2 separate regions of the Mus musculus genome follow, and region 2 is linked to region 1. A link is a loop called in an ENCODE intact Hi-C map of the cell type or tissue named here. Cell type or tissue: heart. All regions are shown on one strand. Each heading gives the region's core, and the rest is flanking DNA. Links, peaks and the distances in the headings are about the cores only.

Region 1 (8,489 bases), core at 412-8,411:
TGTAGCCTTGGCTGTCCTGGAACTCACTTTGTAGACTAGGCTGGCCTCGAACTCAGAAATCCGCCTGCCTCTGCCTCCCAAGTGCTGGGATTAAAGGTGTGCACCACCACCACCCGGCTAGAACTAGCCTATTTTAATATGTGTTTGGCTCAACTTAATAGATGTGTCTAGTCTGAGCTCACTCTTCTGCATTCAGGGAATATCTGTACACAGTATTAGGCCTGTCAGAACCCATCCAGAATGAAGGGGCCATGATGGAACCTTGATTTAGCTGAAACATCTCCTGAGGGATCCTGGCCTGTGTCCACTGGAAGATAGCTTTAATAAAGCATGTGACCCCTCAGAAAGTGAGGCTCACAAGTGAGCTTAGAATGTTAGGGGCATGGGACATGGCTGGGGAGGTCACTGACAAAGCAACAGAGCTGTGTGAGAGGTGACCATCCATCCAGGGATTCTGCCCTGCCCCGCTCCACCCCACCCCCAACTCCTTCTTCAGGGAGAAACTTCTTAGAGATTCTTTCCTCGTTGGCTCTCTGCTGCATGCTGATAAAACACCATGACCAAAAGCAGCGTGGATAGGAAAGGGTATTTTTGACTTACACGGTCCCATCATAGTCTATCACTGAAGAGAGCTAAGGCAGAAACTCAAGGAGAAGCAGATGCAGGAACAGTGGAGGAATGATGCTTACTGGGTTGCTCCTCAGGCTCACAATCAGCTATCCTTCTCATAGCTTGGAGGATGGGGAGAGGTAAGCATGGGAGGGTGGGGAGGCAGGAATAGAGGGAGCAAACCTCAGGAAAAGAAGAGATGCTGGGTATCTGGGGAGATGCCTCGTGCTAAGGTGCAAACACTGGGGCCTTCATTTGATCCCCAGAACACATTTAAAGCCAGGCATAGAGCACACTTGTAATCCCAGCCCTGGGGAGGTGGAGACAAGAGAATCTCTGCAGCTCCCTGGGCTAGCCAGACTAGTCTACTTGGCAAAGTCCTAGGATCCTGTCTAGTACAACTAGGAACAGAAGGAAGAAACTAAGCAAAAACTTAAGGATAGCAACATTTGAGGAGTGGCATGAGGTAGACCTCTGGCATGTATGCACACACTCACACGCATGCACATACACATGCACACATGCATAAGAAAGGGAAGGAAAGAGGCACTGGGTGGCAGAAGAAAGTATGTCTGAGCAGTGACCTTCATCCTGGTGGGCCTATTATCTCCCAGGAGCCCATAAAGCTTCTTACTCCTTCTGAGCGAGAGCTTAGGTGGGCCCATGATGACTGCTGCTGTGAACGGTTCAGAGGGTTCCCAGACTCGTGAGAAAGACGGCTGTGTTACAGGTTTGGCTGCCATCCATCAGAGAAGGCTATGAGGTGAACATGCCTCCTATCACCTGTCTTACAGTGTGATGTGTAAATCACCACAGAGAAGCATCTGAAGCAACAGGGCGAAGGGAGAATGGAGCAAGACCTCCAAAGCCATGAGCTTCCATCAACCTTTCTTCTTATAAGGCAGCCTCAGGCGCTTTGTCACAGTGACTGAAAGCTGACTCATCCGTTGGAGCAGCAGTTTGTCCTTACCTCTTTCTGCACTTCTTTCTGAGGCCAGCACATAACTGAATGCAAAATATGTTCAAATGTATATGTTTCTAACCCCCATTAGGGGTTCCCATGGATGGAAAGGACCCTCCCTCCCATTCAGCAAGGACTCAGACTCCCCTGAGAAGGTGTGTGAAATCTCAGCGAGAACCACCCTGTCCTGGTTTACCTCCCACAGTCCTCAGAGGCAAGATGGGACCCACAGAGATAAACCTACTCCACCAGCACCCCTGAAGAACCACTGCTAGAGAAATGGATGCACCTTTTCACTGAGGAAGGCTCTCTCACTGGTCTGATGCCCATCAAGTTGGTTGGGATGAACGGCCATTAAATCCCAGAGGTTTACTGTCTCTGTCTCCCTAGTACTGGGGTTATACACCCTACATCTGGCTCTACATCTGGCTTTTTAAATGTGAATTTAGAGGATCTAACTCAGATCTTCATGCTTGTGTAACAGACTCCTTCCTCAGCCCAACACATAGTTCTTTGGGATGGACCCAACATGGTTAAGTAAATAAAGGCAGAATAGGAGGAAGGAAAGAATCGTGTGTGTGTGTGTGTGTGTGTGTGTGTGTGTGTGTGCGTGCGCGTGCGCTCGCACATGTGTGCGTTCAGCATTTATGTTGATATGATAATATGATTTGTCTGAAGATGTGGAGACCTGCATGCATCTCAGCTGTGCAGCCACCTACTCCCCCTCCTCCATCACAGGACAGCTCGCCTGTTGTCTTCCTTATAGCTGGCATGGTTGGGAAGTCTGGCCGGTCCAGAGACTCTTGAACCATGTGGGCTGAGCAGTGAGGACTCTATGTCTTGCTTAAACTGGCTCATCCTTGGAAATAGCACTTTGGGGAAGATAACACACTCTCCATTGCACAATGGAATATTCCAGATCAGGTTTGGATGCTCCTTGAAAACAGTCTCTGCGAACAGCTGCCTCTCTTAAGAAATCTTCCTGGCTACCTTGGATAAGTCTTGGGTACTTTGGCCGCCTTTGGGGAGATGATAGGAGAAGTGGAGCTGCTTTTGCTGGCTTGGGAAAATCTTTTTCACTTAAAATAGAACTGTGGAGCTTAGTAGGAATTGTTCCGTGCGTTTAAACAAACAGGAAGCTCTCACTGGAGGCCGAGCCTGGGTGAGAAGAAACTGGATATGTGTGGTCATGACGCAAATAATTAAGGACAGAGGTCAAGTTCACCAGGAGCATCCAAGCACCAAGAGGCCTTGCACAGTCAAGGTGATCCCCCCACCCCCATTTTTTTCCAGCCTGCAAAGGGATACTCCCATGTCTCAGGGCTGAGCTACAGAGACTCTGGCAGCAGCAGGTTGTTCCAAGGTCAAAGGCCACTGTGGGAACAGTGCGCCCCAGCTCACGCTGTCTCCCTGGTTCCAAATAAATAAACGAGTAGGAATAGGACTCAGGGGCCACCCCAGGGCAAGTTTCTCTGTGTTCCTATCCCTTACTGCAAGTGTTGACGCCCAGCTGTCAGGGCTGGGGTTGATCGCCTTGTCTCACCTTCAGAAAGGCCCTAGGACCCAGCTAGCAGCCTGAGGCTGCCAATGAACTCCTGTGAACAAGAGAGGCCACTGGGTGAGACTGGGTGGGACCAGAGCTCCAGGGCTAAGCTCTCCTAAGTTTCCTGCAGTCCTTTATCTGAGGACTGGCCAAGTTGTCCAGAGCCTGGGTGTAGTCTGAGCTCCCCAGGACCATTAAAGGGAGTGAACAGAAGCTTGAGCTGGTCTCTCAGTGAAGGAGGCCAAAGCAGGAAGCCTTGTCAGGCATTGCCAATATCAGCAGTAGAAACACACCCACACTTTAGAGTACAAAGCCTTCCCAGACACCCTGAGTGTCTCGTTTAATTCTCCTCCGGCTCTCCAAGTCGGCAGTGCAGTCTGGCCTTGCAGAGGAATGAAGGAGGGGCTCCACAGGTCCGCACAGAAGTCAGCACCTGGGGCTGCCTGGACTCTCTCTCTCTTCTGTTCATTGTAATCTGCAAACTTCTTTATCAGCCCCTTTCCTGGACCTTCTTATCAGATGGTCCAGACGAAAGGATTAAAGCCCGATTTCTTTTCCCCATTGTCTTCTCAGAAGAAGCTCAACAAAGCAATCAACATCCACAGTCTCCAAGAGAGAGGCCGCTTGGGGGCGGCTCTGCTGCTGTTGCATTGTTCTGCCCAGGGTAGGTGGCCCTCACAAGATCTCAGCCTAAGGTCAGTTATCTCTCCCCTGCAAACAGCTGGAGGATCTGTGGTCTCAGAGATAGAAGACACAGTTCTCCTTGGCGGGCCAATAGAAGGGGGTAAGGAAAAACTCCCAGCCCACCACCTCTCCCCTGCTCCCCAAGAAAGTGTCCCTGGATGAAAAGCGCATTCCAGTGAGCTCCAGAGAGCACTTTCCTGGGTTCTGCTGTTTAGACTGCCTTGCTGCAAGGCATCTGGCTCTGGCCAACATGGCACTGGCTAGAAGCCATGATCTTTCTGGCTCTCCTGAGCTCTGTCAGCTCAGCTCACAGGCTGCTTGCAGCTCTGAGGCCATCCACCACCTGACCCACCTTTGCTCCACACACAAGCACACATGAGGACATCTGTAATGCATCATACTTACATACTGCTAGGTATATCACCCTGTGAACACACCACAGACACACTTGTGTGCATGCACACATATATAAATACACATGTGCACACATGTTCGGGTGCACACACATAGACACCGCAGACATGTGGACACACACACACACCTTAATGAACACACACAAGCACACACACACACACACACACACACACACACACACACACAGAGTATCATTTCAACTGTGAACCTCTACTGCCCCCCAGAGGTTTAAATGTGGATGAGCAGGTTCAAAATTGTCAAAATCTTGGACAAAGGGCAACTGCTTATCTTTTAAAGCCCAAAGAACCAGAAGGTTCCATTTAGGGAAAAGATTGTGTTGTATTTTGACATACCTCACACAACCTTTATTTAATAGGATGTTTCTTCCAGTTTCTTAAACTCTATAAATCACAGGTTATAAGTGTGTACAGGTAGGTGTGTGTGTGTGTGTGTGCGCGCACGCGCGCGCCTTGCTCTCACCCCATGACCGCATGCTGAACTTGCAGCCTCGGCCATCCAGACGGCCCTCTCCTTTAATTGAAGGCTCAGAGAAGGGATTTAGAGAGACACTTTGGGAATGTTACTTGTGATCTTTGTTACTTTTTTTTTTTTTTTTTTTGTGGTAGGACACTGTTGCTTTGAAGACTTCTAAATCAAGAGGACTGCGTGTGTCACAAATGACAGAGTGACAGGCAGAGCCTTGTTTACTCACGGGTGGCATGTAAGACTGTACAGGAGGACCAGGAGAATTACTGTCTGTTTGATGTCTAAGATCTGTGCTTTCTTAGGTTTCTTTTGCCTCGGCTCCTGTTGAGTGTTTCCATGTTGAGATTCTCCCATGATGACAGGTAATTGCACATTTCAAATGAACAACTCAAAAACACAGGGGCAAGCAGATTAGCTTTAAAACAGCCTTCAAACAGCCTTCGCCATTTGTCTCTGGCAGGCTCCACGCTTTGGGAATTAGAGGCAAGTTCCTGTGTCCTTTTCTGTGCTACTTTGTATGGTTAATATGCACGGTCCCTGGCTGTGGGGCGGGCGTGGGGGGTGGGCAATGCTTAGTTAAAAAGCCAGGCAGGTTGGTGAACCCTTAAAGTCCTAGTGCTGGGAGACAGACCTGTGTCTCTCGGTTCAGAAAGCCAACCTAGCTGAATCAGAGAGTTTAGGCCAGTGGGAAAGCCTGTCTTTGTACCCCTCAAGAGGGTGAGCAGTGTTCAGAGGAATCACATCTGATGTTGACCTCTCTCTCTCTCTCTCTTTCTCTCTCTCTCTCTCTCTCTCTCTCTCTCTCTCTCTCTCACACACACACACACACACACACACACACACACACACACGTTCACAACACTTCAATATGAATGTATAAGACCAGTATCATGTCTGAATTTCTGAGGGAACAAGAGAACATGGAGGCACAGCTGGGGGTCCTTTGGGGTTGGCCCTCTGCTTTATTGGATAATCTCAGAGTTCCCTTGGTGTCTTAGTCAGGGTTTCTATTCCTGCACAAACATCATGACCAAGAAGCAAGTTGGGGAGGAAAGGGTTTATTCGGCTTACACTTCCATACTGCTGTTCATCACCAAGGAAGTCAGGACTGGAACTCAAGCAGGTCAGGAAGCAGGAGCTGATGCAGAGGCCATGGAGGGATGTTACTTACTGGCTTGCCTCACCTGGCTTGCTCAGCCTGCTTTCTTATGGAACCAAGACTACCAGCCCTGAGATGGTCCCACCCACAAGGGGCCTTTCCCCCTTGATCACTAATTGAGAAAATGCTTTACAGTTGGATCTCATGGAGGCATTTCCTCAACTGAAGCTCCTTTCTCTCACAGCTCCAGCTGTGTCAAGTTGACACAAAACTAGCCAGTACACTTGGTATGATTTTTTTAAAGGATCTTGCATGTTTGCAGACAGATGATTCTAAATTCTTAGCATCATAAACTCGTGCCATGCTCTTGATGGGCGAGTACCCCCTTGTGTATCTTTTTCCTTAGTAGCAGTTCTAGCTGATGTCATTTTGAACCAGAAGGGAGAGGGCCACACGGACTTTCCTAGCATTATGCCCTGCAGACATGAATCCGAATCTGTTTTCCCTCAAGGCCCAAGCATATGGTCCCGAGGGGCTGTGGAGATGGCTCAGTGCTTGCCATACGAGTTTGAGGACTAGAGTTTGAATTCCCAGAACTCCCCCAAATGCTAGGTGAACACGGCCCATCTGCAATTCTAGCTCTTGGAAGGGCAGAGACAAGGGATTCCCGAGAGCAAGCTAGCTAGTGGTACTAGCTAAAATGGCAAACTCTGGGATCAACTGAGAAATCCTGCCTCACTAAATAATATGGAGAGCCGGCAAGAACGACTCCCCATGTCAGCCTTGTACTCCTGCATGTGTTTGCGCACATGTGCACATATACTCACATACAGTGGTACACCCTCATGCATGTAAACATGCACATACAACATATACAGATACATGAACATGTGCATGCATGTACACACACACATATGTTCATCACGCATGCAGACACATGACAAAAAGGAAAAAGAAGTGTGTGGCATGTGTGATGTGTGGTGTGCATGGCATGTGTGTGTGTGTACATGCATACACATGTTCATGTGTGTGTGCACTCACTGCTCACTGTTCGGTGTCTCAGTCAGGGCTCTGAAAAGATGCCTTAGCTTTCAGAACCCCATCCCAAGCAAATTCTTTGCCTAGGCATTCTATCTCCTTGGTAACACAGCCCCTCTCTGGGTACGGATGGACTTTACACTAGGAGGCTGCATGCAGACCAGTGTCTCCCTTCAGGATGCACTTCTGTGTACACCACTATCATCTTGAGAAATTTTGTCAAAAATAGAGGTCCACGAAGAAGTAGGAATATATTTGGCCAAGTCCCTGCCTCCTGCAGGCTCCCAAGTATCAAAGGAATTGTAGACGTTTTTCATGACTCTGTGAACTGTGAATATTGCCAATGGGCCCCCAAGGGGTGAGGGCTTTCAACATTATGAGCAATAAGAATATATATACATATATACATATATATGTATATTCAGGTGTCATGGCAAAGGTTCTGACTCTGGATGCCTGGTCTGGATGCAATCAGAATGCTCATGATTCTGTAAAGTCCCAGAAATCAGAAGGCTTGGTAAGTGTGGATACTCCAACATCCTGTCTGGATAGTCCTTAACCTTTCACTCTCAGACAGGGAGACCTGGCCAACCCAGTAATGATCCCTATTGTGTGGCAATTGTCTCAGAATTGTAAGGGAGAGAGAGAGGGGCTCATGAGATGCAGGAGGTCAATAAGATTTAAAAAGCTTGGGATGTATACAACTTATAAGTCTCATGAATTCCCCAAAACTTACAGGACCTCCCTAAGACAATAGTCAGAACTGCTATAGAGAGAAGACTAACCTGTGGAGCTGCCTGCAAATTCTGCAGAAGCTTTCGGGGTGTAGCTTTTCAGAGTGGTCGCTCAGGTTGGAATGGGCTTCTCAGCAAGGTAGCTGCCTCTGAGTTTTCTGTGTTCCTGAAAGTAGCTACTCATCCATACTCCTGTAAGAACCGCAGGAAACCCACTGGTGTGCAAAGCTGGACATGAATGGAACTTTTGTCTGTTATCAGTGCCCTGTATGGAGTGAGTGGACATTTCTTTACAGCCTCTCAGAAAAAGTTTTACAACCGTCTCAAGGTATGGAACCAATGGTTTTATTGTTTTGGTCTGAGTGTCTTTGTCTCCTCAGAATGTATCACTGAAAACCACCAACGTGATGATGTTAGGAGTTGGGGCCTTTGGAAGGTGACTTAGGACCATTGCCATCAAAGAATGGCTCTCAGAAAGCCATCTTGCTCCCTCACCATAAGCTAAAGGAAGGCTCACCAGTCACCAGAGAACTATAGGAACATTCATCTTGGATTTCTCAACCTGTGGAACTATGAGAAATAGACCTCTGCTGCTCACAAAGTTGTCCACTTTACAGTTAGTTATAGCAGCCTAAATAGACAAAGGCATTTCCCTTTAGAGTGAAAAGCACTCTGCAGACATGTCTAAGTTAAGGATCAAAATGGAGAGATGACCCTGGCTTATCTCTTTACTCCAGGTTCAACATCTCAAGGGTTCCAGAAGGAAGCTGAAGGGTCGGAGCCAGAGAAGATGTGAGGACGCACTCATGAGTTTTGAGTTTCTGCTTTGACTCAGGCCTGAGGTCATAAGCCAAGAATGTAGATGGCCTTTAGGGACTAGAGAAGAAGGGAAGTAGCTTTTCCCCCAGGTATTCCAAAGGA
Region 2 (8,489 bases), core at 154-8,153, 570 kb before region 1:
ACCGCATATTCTTCTCTTTAGACGACCTCTTCCAAAAGAACAACAAAAATGAAGTGCAGCTGGGATCATCTAATCTTTTTCAAATTTAATGTATATGTGTATATAAGGTAGTATTCAGTGAATACTTGAAAAGTGTACAAACCTTTCATCCATACCTGTGCATGCGCTGTATTCTTCACAGCAACAGAGCTCAGTCAAATGCAACTGCAAGTAGGGTTGTTTTAAGTTGTTCAAGATAGTTTCTTGTAGTTTTTTCTTAATATAAATGCCTGTTTTATTTTACCTGTTTTGTTAAATAAAGTTTGTATATTGCATTTATATCACCATTGTTGAAATTAATTTGACTTGATTATTTTTACCCCTGGGGAAAATAAACATACTTGAAAAAGAAATATAAGAAAATAAACATACTTGAAAAAGAAATATTAAGCTCCAAATGAGGATATTACAGCTTTATTGCCAGTTTACTTCCTAAATAACTTTGGATTCTGCAAGTGAACAGAAAAACCCACCGCTTGATAGTGTCCACAAGTCTACAAAAAGTCTAGTGGTTTCAGAGAAAAGTATCTTAAAAGTTCAGGTGCCACATTCGTGCATCTTGTGTGAACCAAGAAATTAAGCACACATCAGTGGATAGCCATAAAAAAAAGTATGAGTGGCCAGAAACAAGACTGTAGTTAGACATTAGCAGGGGTGATTTCTCATTGAACACAGTAAACACTACAGAGCCACAGCCTTCCATGTGTGGGATACACTAGACCTAACAGGGCTACTGACCATGAACTGGCACTGGTGTCTTGCTTGAAAAAAAGGGCTGGTGTTTAATTCTAACCCTACAGACTGACTCCAAGGCCTGTTTGCCAAATGCCCCCACATTGCAGGCGACCTTTTTCTGTCCTTCGACCTGTTTCTGTGCTCTTGGTTTCATTTTGGAGTTGTGTTTTGCGAGAGCTTCCTGTTGTCCAGGCCCCAGCAGAAGTCTCACATAGCTAAACATTTGACTCCTCTTAGTTCCAAGGTTCTTCATCTGCCTGCAGGCACCCGCCATGACATCCTACTAGAAACTCCACAGGAGCAGATGCTCCTGGAAGCTCACCACTGAGCAGGTCTGCCGGCCTCACTCTTACTAGGAGTCTCCCTCCTGCACTGCATCAGTGCGGGCGCCCAGAGCCTGGCCTCCCCTAGTGTCACATCACCAAGCCCGCCCCACGTAAGAGCTCAGCCGCGCCCTTCCTGGCCCACCACAAGCCACCCCCTAGAGCTGTCGCTGCCCCAGTCTTCCACGTGCGGCTCCGGAGGCCCGGGACGCCGAGCACTTCCGGCAGGGAAGGCCTCCGTCGCGCCTCGGTGACGTACGTCCTGGCGCCGCCGCGCAGGAAGGCGGAAACGCTGAGTCGTTGGTTAGGCGCGCCGCTAGCTTCACGGCGCGGGCTCTTCCGTGGCCGCCATGGCGTCGGAGCGGCCGCGGGAGCCGGACGGCGAGGTAAGGGGCGGGCTGCGGGTCTAGGCACACGCGCGGGGCCGCCGGGCCTGAGGTTCGGGGATGGGGGGCTTGACCACCCTCTCACGGTTCGGCCAGCGAAATGATAACACATAGGCTACCTACGGCCTCGGGCACCTCGCACCCGCGTCCGCGCCTGCCATGACCGCTAGATGGCGCGCCGGCCGTCCCAGAAATCCACTCTAAATTGGCCAAACGCGGTGATAAAAGTTGTCAGAATAACCCATACTCTGCGTTCCAAGGGCTCATGGCTGTGGGATGATTTTTCTCTCAGAGGTTCCGTGTGGTTTACTAACTACAGATGAAATATGTGGTGATTTTTGTTGAGAAGTTAGATGGCAATAAATGTCAGCGGTGTGTTTTACATAATAACTTTGAGCGTCCTTTGGGTATAGTTTAGCGACACTAGGTACAGGGTTCTTATATATCTCATGTATAAAGATGGAAGAGGTAAAAATAACTATCTTCAAGTTTAAATCCTCAGAAGCATTCCGAGTTGTGGTTCTTGTTATATAACAAGGTTGGGGTTTCCTTCGACTTTAATTCATTGTCCTTTTTTCACATGTAAGGTCCAGTAACCTTTTTTTTTTTTTTAATAATAAAAACATCAGGGAGATATTGTTGCCAAACACATTTTTGTCTTTGCACTGCACCTTTGTAATCACCAATGGGCCTATCAGAATGGCGCACCTTTCTTGTGGTTTGTATTTGATGGCATTTGGCGAATCTCAGGAGCGTTAAAGCCCATCCCCACCCTCTCATCCTCAGGATAGCATCAAGTTGTCAGCTGATGTCAAACCATTCGTCCCTAAGTTTGCTGGGCTCAACGTGGCGTGGTCAGAGTCCTCAGAGACACGTGTCTTCCCAGGCTGTGCGGCCACCTACTATCCATTTGTACAGGAACCACCAGCAGCTGAGTATGTATTTTCTCGATGCCTTGCCTCATGCAGAGGGTTTCTCTCCCAGAGGTAGTGATTAGAGCCTCACACACTGAAACATACATAACATCTTACAGGACGGCTTGCAGGTGAGGAAAGGAGGCTCTTCAACCAGCAAAGATTGGGCTCTGTAGCCTGACTAAATTCTGTGCAAAAACTTCATCCAGGAAGGGACCGACACTACGGAACTTAGAAAGTACAGTTGCAGGGTCATTTGTTTACAGTTGATACTGGTTCACGCGTGTAGGGACTGAGGATGCTGCTTTGCCATTTGTCAGGCCCTGGGCTTGATCTTCAGAGCTACCAAAGCAAGACAGAACCAAACAAATTCACATTTGTATTGGGAAAAGAAACGGCAAGAAGGAAGGGTAAATGGGAAAAGGACAGATGGATGAAGGATCAGATAGATAACATGCCAGGCTGGACAACTTAGCGAGACCCTGTCTCCAGTGACAGAGCTCCGTGGTGCAGCTCTTTCTGTCAAACACAAGGCCTCAGGGTCAATCCCCAGTCTACTGAATAATTACCAAGGTGCCCATCTTTTACGGCTCCTGGCCTCCGTGGTGTGCAGGATCCTCTTTGTACTCTGGCCTTCTGGGCAGCATAGTGCAGGATGTGAGGGGCTGAAAGGGCAGGACTGGAGGAAGACTGTGCAGGCTGTAGTGCAACTCCTCAGCCAAGGGAATGGCCTTTCGGCTGTTGTGTCTAGGTTGCTGAGACACTGTCAGGTACTAAACCAGCAGTCGGCTGCAAAACTGTGGGAGCATGCCCTTGCTGTGCTGCCATGGCATCTGAACTTACTTTTTACTTGAGATTACCTTTTCTGTGGTGCCATAGGAGGAAGCCACGGCCTTGTGCGTTTTATGAAGGCTATCTACCGTTGAGCTCTGTTACCCTGGTCCTAGTTCATTCGTTCAACTCTATCAGTAGCCAGGCAGTTTTGGCCCACACCTTTAATCCTGGCACTTGGGAGACAGAGGCAGGCGGATTTCTGCGTTCGAGGCCAGCCTGGTCTACAGAGTGAGTTCCAGGACAGCCAGGGCTACACAGAGAAACCCTGTCTCGGAAAAAAAAAAATCAGCAGTATTCTTTGCAGGAAGAAAAAAAGAGGTCCTGTTTGGATGGGTGGGTGGGTGGGTGGGTAGGTGGGTGTGCGTGCATATGTGGGGGGGGTATGTGTGGTAAATGCACATGTGTGCACTTGCATGCGGAAGCCTGTGGCAGAAGTTGGGTCTTTCCTCAATTGTTCTTTTATTCTTTGAGAAGCAGTCTCACTGAAGCTCAAGTCCCTCAGTCAGCGAGACTGGCAGGCCAGTGACCTTCAAGGACCTGCGCTCCCCCTCTGGTTGGAGTCCCAGAGCGCACTGCCGTGCACTGCTTATCACACTGGCTCTGGAGCCCAAACTTAGGGCCTTGCGCTTATGTGCCAGGCAGGCGCTTTACTAACAGAGCCAGCTCTCTAGCCCTCATTTGGTTGTTGATAGGGGAGTTTCCAATGCGAAAGTAAGTGATCCTTAAAAGAAAATATTAAAAAGTTTAAATTAGCGTCTTAAAAATAATGTTCTTGATTTGTGTTATGAAATCTGCAACTGAAATTTACACTTTTTAGACAGAAAATGTATCCCGAAGACATGGCTTTCGGAGCCCCCACCTTTCCAGCACAGTACGTGTCTTCTGAGATAGCGCTGCATCCTTTTGCCTATCCCACTTACACCCTAGAGTCCGCACAGAGTGTTTGCTCAGTGCCAACCCTGCAGTACGACTACAGCCAAGCACGGTGTCACCCAGGCTTTCGGACAGCAAAGCCCCGGCATGAGCACGTGTGCCCTCCACCTCAGGAAGCAAAAGGTGTATTTAAGGTGAGGAAGTGCTGCTGCAGGGTGCGGCTCCTCCTCTTAGTCCTTGTTGCCAGTGTCAGAAGTCAGTGTGTCCTCTGATAGCTAAGCACTGCTTACCTTTTGGTGATAGCCTTTTTACAAACGGTTTGGTCTGTTCTTTTCTTAAATGTTTGAATTGTGAATACTTACTGGTTTGCTGTGTTAAAGTTTCATTATCAGAGTTTTGTTTTGTTTGTTTGTTTGATGACTTATTTATTTCATGTATGTGAGTACACTGTCACTGTCTTCAGACACACCAGAAGAGGGCATCAGATCCCATTACAGATGGTTGTGAGCCACCATGTGGTTGCTAGGAATTGAACTTAGAATGTCTGGAAGAGCAGTCAGTGCTTTTAACCTCTGAGCCATCTCTCCAGCCCCAGTAGTAGTTTTCGTGTTTCATAGTTTTGTGTGTGTGTGTTTTTTTTCTAAATCTCTCCTGCAGAAAAAACCCTCTGATGAGAGAAGAGCATGTGAAGAGCAAAAGTCAAGCAGCAGAAGGGCTGACAATGCGGTGCCCTGTGAGGCGAGACCAGCCAGGGGGTCCAGTCACCTGTCCTCTCGAACTGAGAGCAGTTTGAAATCTGGTAAAGCCGACAAATTCTGGTATAATGGCAGGCTGTCCCACTTTCCCGAATCAGTACCATTCCCATGGGCATACTCATCATGACGGCTCCAAGAAATGTGCCTGGAACCTGGCCTAGCTGAGGCCATCAGACCTGGGGTGGGTTGTTAGAGTGTGGTGTGTGTTGCACTGTATAGGCAGAGGTTCCTTAGCCTGTTAGAACCATCACACAGCATGCAGGTGGTAACTTCAAGCTTCACAACCGTAGTCTTTGTACCGCGTGTGTCCATGCTCATTCCTGAACGTGCCTCTTCATTTCGAGGGGACACTGGAAGTAGCACAAAGGTGTAAGTATAGTTAAAGTCCCATGCTGAATGAACCTTGACCTGGGCACTCTGGCTCCCGGAGTCTACACATCCATCTACTGGCTTAAAACTTTCTGTTCCACCTTCTTGAAGGCTAGGAGTCTACCTGGCACCTATGTTGTTTTTAGTTTTGAGACCAGGCCTTACTATAGAGACCAGACTGGCTTTGGATTTTTGGGCCTCCGACCTCAGCTTCCTAACTTTCGCGATTATTGGCATATGTAGCATTATGCTTAGGAAAAGATATTTCTGAGATCTCTTATGCTTCGAGTCTTTACAGAGTGTTTGCTGAGCCGTGTTCCCAGTTGCATCTGCTCATCTGTAAATTACTGCTTGATCACAGAAAGAACTATTTCTTTCCTTTTTTAATGAGTTGTTTTTATTTTCCGTGCATTGGTATTTTTCCTGCATGCGTATGTGGTGAAGGTGTCAGATATCCTGGAGCTGGATTTGGAGGTGGTGGTGAGCTGCCACGTGGGTGCTGGGAATTGAACCGGGTCCTCTGTAAGAGCAGCCACCACTCCAGCCCCACAACTAGCTCTACGATGATATACAGCTTTTGCTCTTTTCGGTTGTTGCTGTTGTTGGTTTTGTTTTGAGACAGGGTCTCGCTGCGTTGCTCTTGCTGTCCTGGAACTCACTTTGTAGACCTGGCCAGCCTTGAGCTCACAGAGATTTTCTGCTTCTGCCTCCTAAATGGATAAAAGGTGTGCGCCAGTACACCCAGCTAACAGCTTTGTGTGTGTGTATTTAACTGGCTCTATGAACTTGTGTGTAATTCTATCACTTGGTTTAAGAAATGTTTCTATTCTCATCTACTCTGCTCATGACCCACCTGGCACATGAAAGTGGAACTTTGAGTGTTAGGTGTCCCAGCTTTGGCCTTGGAACTCTATGAGAGGCTTCATGATACTGCTGTCACTTCACTATCCATGGCTTGAAGTATGGGAAAGAGGCTGAGATCAGTGACCTCCATCCACTTTGCTCTTGCAGATGGAAAGGGGGAGTTAATTACTCACAGATTGAAAATCTGTGAGACTCCCCTGAAGTTTGCCTAGCTCAGAAGTGATTAAGGTGGCCAGCTGTGCAGTCAGGCTTGGCTGGTTTCACCAGCTTTAGTGTTATTCTGGTGGATACCTGCTGTCATCTGTATCCAGTGCTGCTACAGTGAGCAGGAGGAGCGAGCTTGTGTTAACAGCAGCCTGCTGCAGCCCTGGTTTCTCTGAAATTCATGTTTGAGTGCTAATGAACAAGGCACATCCTGACAGTATCCCAACGTTTCATTTTGTAATTACAGATGGTTACCACAAGCGACCCGACCGCAAGTCCAGAATCCTTGCGAAGAGTGCATCTACCTCTAAACCTGAATTTGAGTTTAGTAGGTTAGACTTTCCTGAACTGCAGAGTCCAAAGAACAGTAACATGCCAGAGACACAGAAGCCGCCCAGGTGGGGGCCTCTTGGCCCTGCTGCCAGTAACATGCCTCTCCTAGGAGACGTCGGCAAGCCCGTCGCAGATATGGTAGAGGTGAGTAGAAGGGCCTGTCTGTGTTTTTGCTGTCTGCACACAAAGGCGTTGTATCACTTCAAACGCTTGATGTGTAAAAACCTACTGTGGTCCATGAAGACCAGCCACACTGCTAGGGAAAAGGTACTTTGGGCCAGCCAGCCTGATGGTAGCAGTGGTGCCATCTAGTGCTGCTGTCTTCTAAAGGACCATCTGATGAGCTGCTTCTAACCCTAGCAGCTCAAAGGTTAGGGGAGTGAGTGCCTCAGAAGGAAGAGGTTCTGAGTTCCACTTAAAGCACCCTTTCTAGTACTGCAGTCTCCCAGCATTCAAAGAGATAGTGACCTTTTGTTGTCCACTGACCTCCAAACAAGCGCTTGCAAAGGTGGCCCTTGCATACCACCACCCCCAATCACAAATAAGTAAATATGGTGCATTTGAAAACCAAAGTAGTAATATTTAAATCTTATGCTTTTTACTTACATCTCTGTTGGGGTTTTTTTGTTGTTTTTTGTTTTTTTAATAAAGATTTATTATTCTACATAAGTATACTGTAGCTGACTTTAGACACATCAGAAGAAGGCGTCAACGGGTGGTTGTGAGCCACCATGTGGTTGCTGGGATTTGAACTCAGGACCTTCAAAAGAGAAGTCAGTGCTCTTACCTGCTGAGACATCTCACCAGCCCCTTACATCTCTGTCTTATTGCACTATTAACAGTGGATTTAGCAGAGGTCACTGCAGTAGTCTGTTACAGTCCACCAAATTAAACTTTTTTTTAATTATTAAAAAAGACTGTCTCATGATTCTAGAGAATTAAAGTGTTGGATTATTTTGTTAGTTACTTAGCTATGACTAAGATACCTGACATAGACAGGGAGGGAAGATAGCTGTCCCCTGGCTTCAGAGGGTACAGGGCATCAAAATGGGAAGGAAGGTGTGGTAGGATATAAGATGGTGGCTTGTTCACATTGTGTGGACAGGAAACTGCACATCTTAACTGAAAGCAAGTGTAACCTTCAGAAAGGGTGACCTCCTTTCAACATTTAGTTTACATGTCATAAAGGCTTCACAGTCTCCTCAGACAGTCCCACCACAGTGTTCAAACACAGACCCCTCTGGATGGCATTTCAGATCCCAACCATAAGCCAAGTCCCTAAAATGACGTGTGGCAGATTCCTACCCAAGGGAGAGAAGGGTACCAGACAGCATGGGAGCAGAGGGGAGGATAAAGCCGTGCACCCATTCCTGTTCCCCTTTCTCAGAAGGGGTTTCCTCTTCCTGTTTTTGGCATTCTTTTAGGCACCTTCTACAGAGATTTCAAGGCCTCCGGTGGCTGATACATGAGAAAATAGGCCATTCTGTTGCATTTCCTATGCTTGGACCCTAATTGTATCATCACACAGTGTTGTCGTACTGCAGTGTGTACAGTACGGCAGATTACTAGCTGCATCAAAGTCATAGTCCAAGTCACAGTTCACCTAGTAGATGTGTGGTTGTCTCCAGGGCCTCTGCTGAATTCCGTAGTGGCTGTGCCATGCTTCTGTAAGCACCTCGAAGTAGTGCAGGGTACTGGGCCACCTGGGACAGTAGCAGGAAGGGACTGACCTTTATGTCAAGGTCACCTGTACGTAGTGCTACATATCCAAGCATGGAGTGAAGTTCTTCTTCTTCTTCTCCTTTTTTTAAAAATTTATTTATTTATTATATATAAGTACACTGTACCTGTCTTCAGACA

Evidence for each region. A loop is a pair of places that touch in the nucleus more often than their neighbours do. Peaks named below come from ENCODE experiments on the same cell type or tissue, not always from the same donor. Only the 100,000 strongest peaks of a DNase experiment are listed, where the experiment ranks them.
Region 2: it touches region 1 in a loop (2.6-fold over the local background); 6 of 42 quality-filtered maps call a loop at or near these places.

What each region holds. Positions count from the first base shown.
Region 1 is chr13:52,219,435-52,227,923 of GRCm38, forward strand. It overlaps Gm33041 (a long non-coding RNA gene), which reads left to right and starts at 3,434. Exons shown (of 4, transcript XR_382371.3): 1 at 3,434-3,526; 2 at 3,687-3,777; 3 at 4,838-5,059; 4 at 8,306-8,489. In heart, for the core only: a CTCF peak has its summit at 4,478 (motif pointing left); DNase peaks (open chromatin) are centred at 3,047, 3,137 and 4,077; H3K27ac peaks cover 1,771 bases.
Region 2 is chr13:51,650,338-51,658,826 of GRCm38, forward strand. Cks2 (CDC28 protein kinase regulatory subunit 2) reads left to right here. Exons shown (of 3, transcript NM_025415.3): 3 at 1-325. The coding sequence ends at 52. Secisbp2 (SECIS binding protein 2) reads left to right here and starts at 1,371. Exons shown (of 17, transcript NM_029279.2): 1 at 1,371-1,483; 2 at 2,270-2,418; 3 at 4,049-4,298; 4 at 4,762-4,903; 5 at 6,544-6,773. The coding sequence starts at 1,448. In heart, for the core only: a CTCF peak has its summit at 4,500; DNase peaks (open chromatin) are centred at 1,334 and 3,784; H3K4me3 peaks cover 2,035 bases; H3K27ac peaks cover 1,257 bases.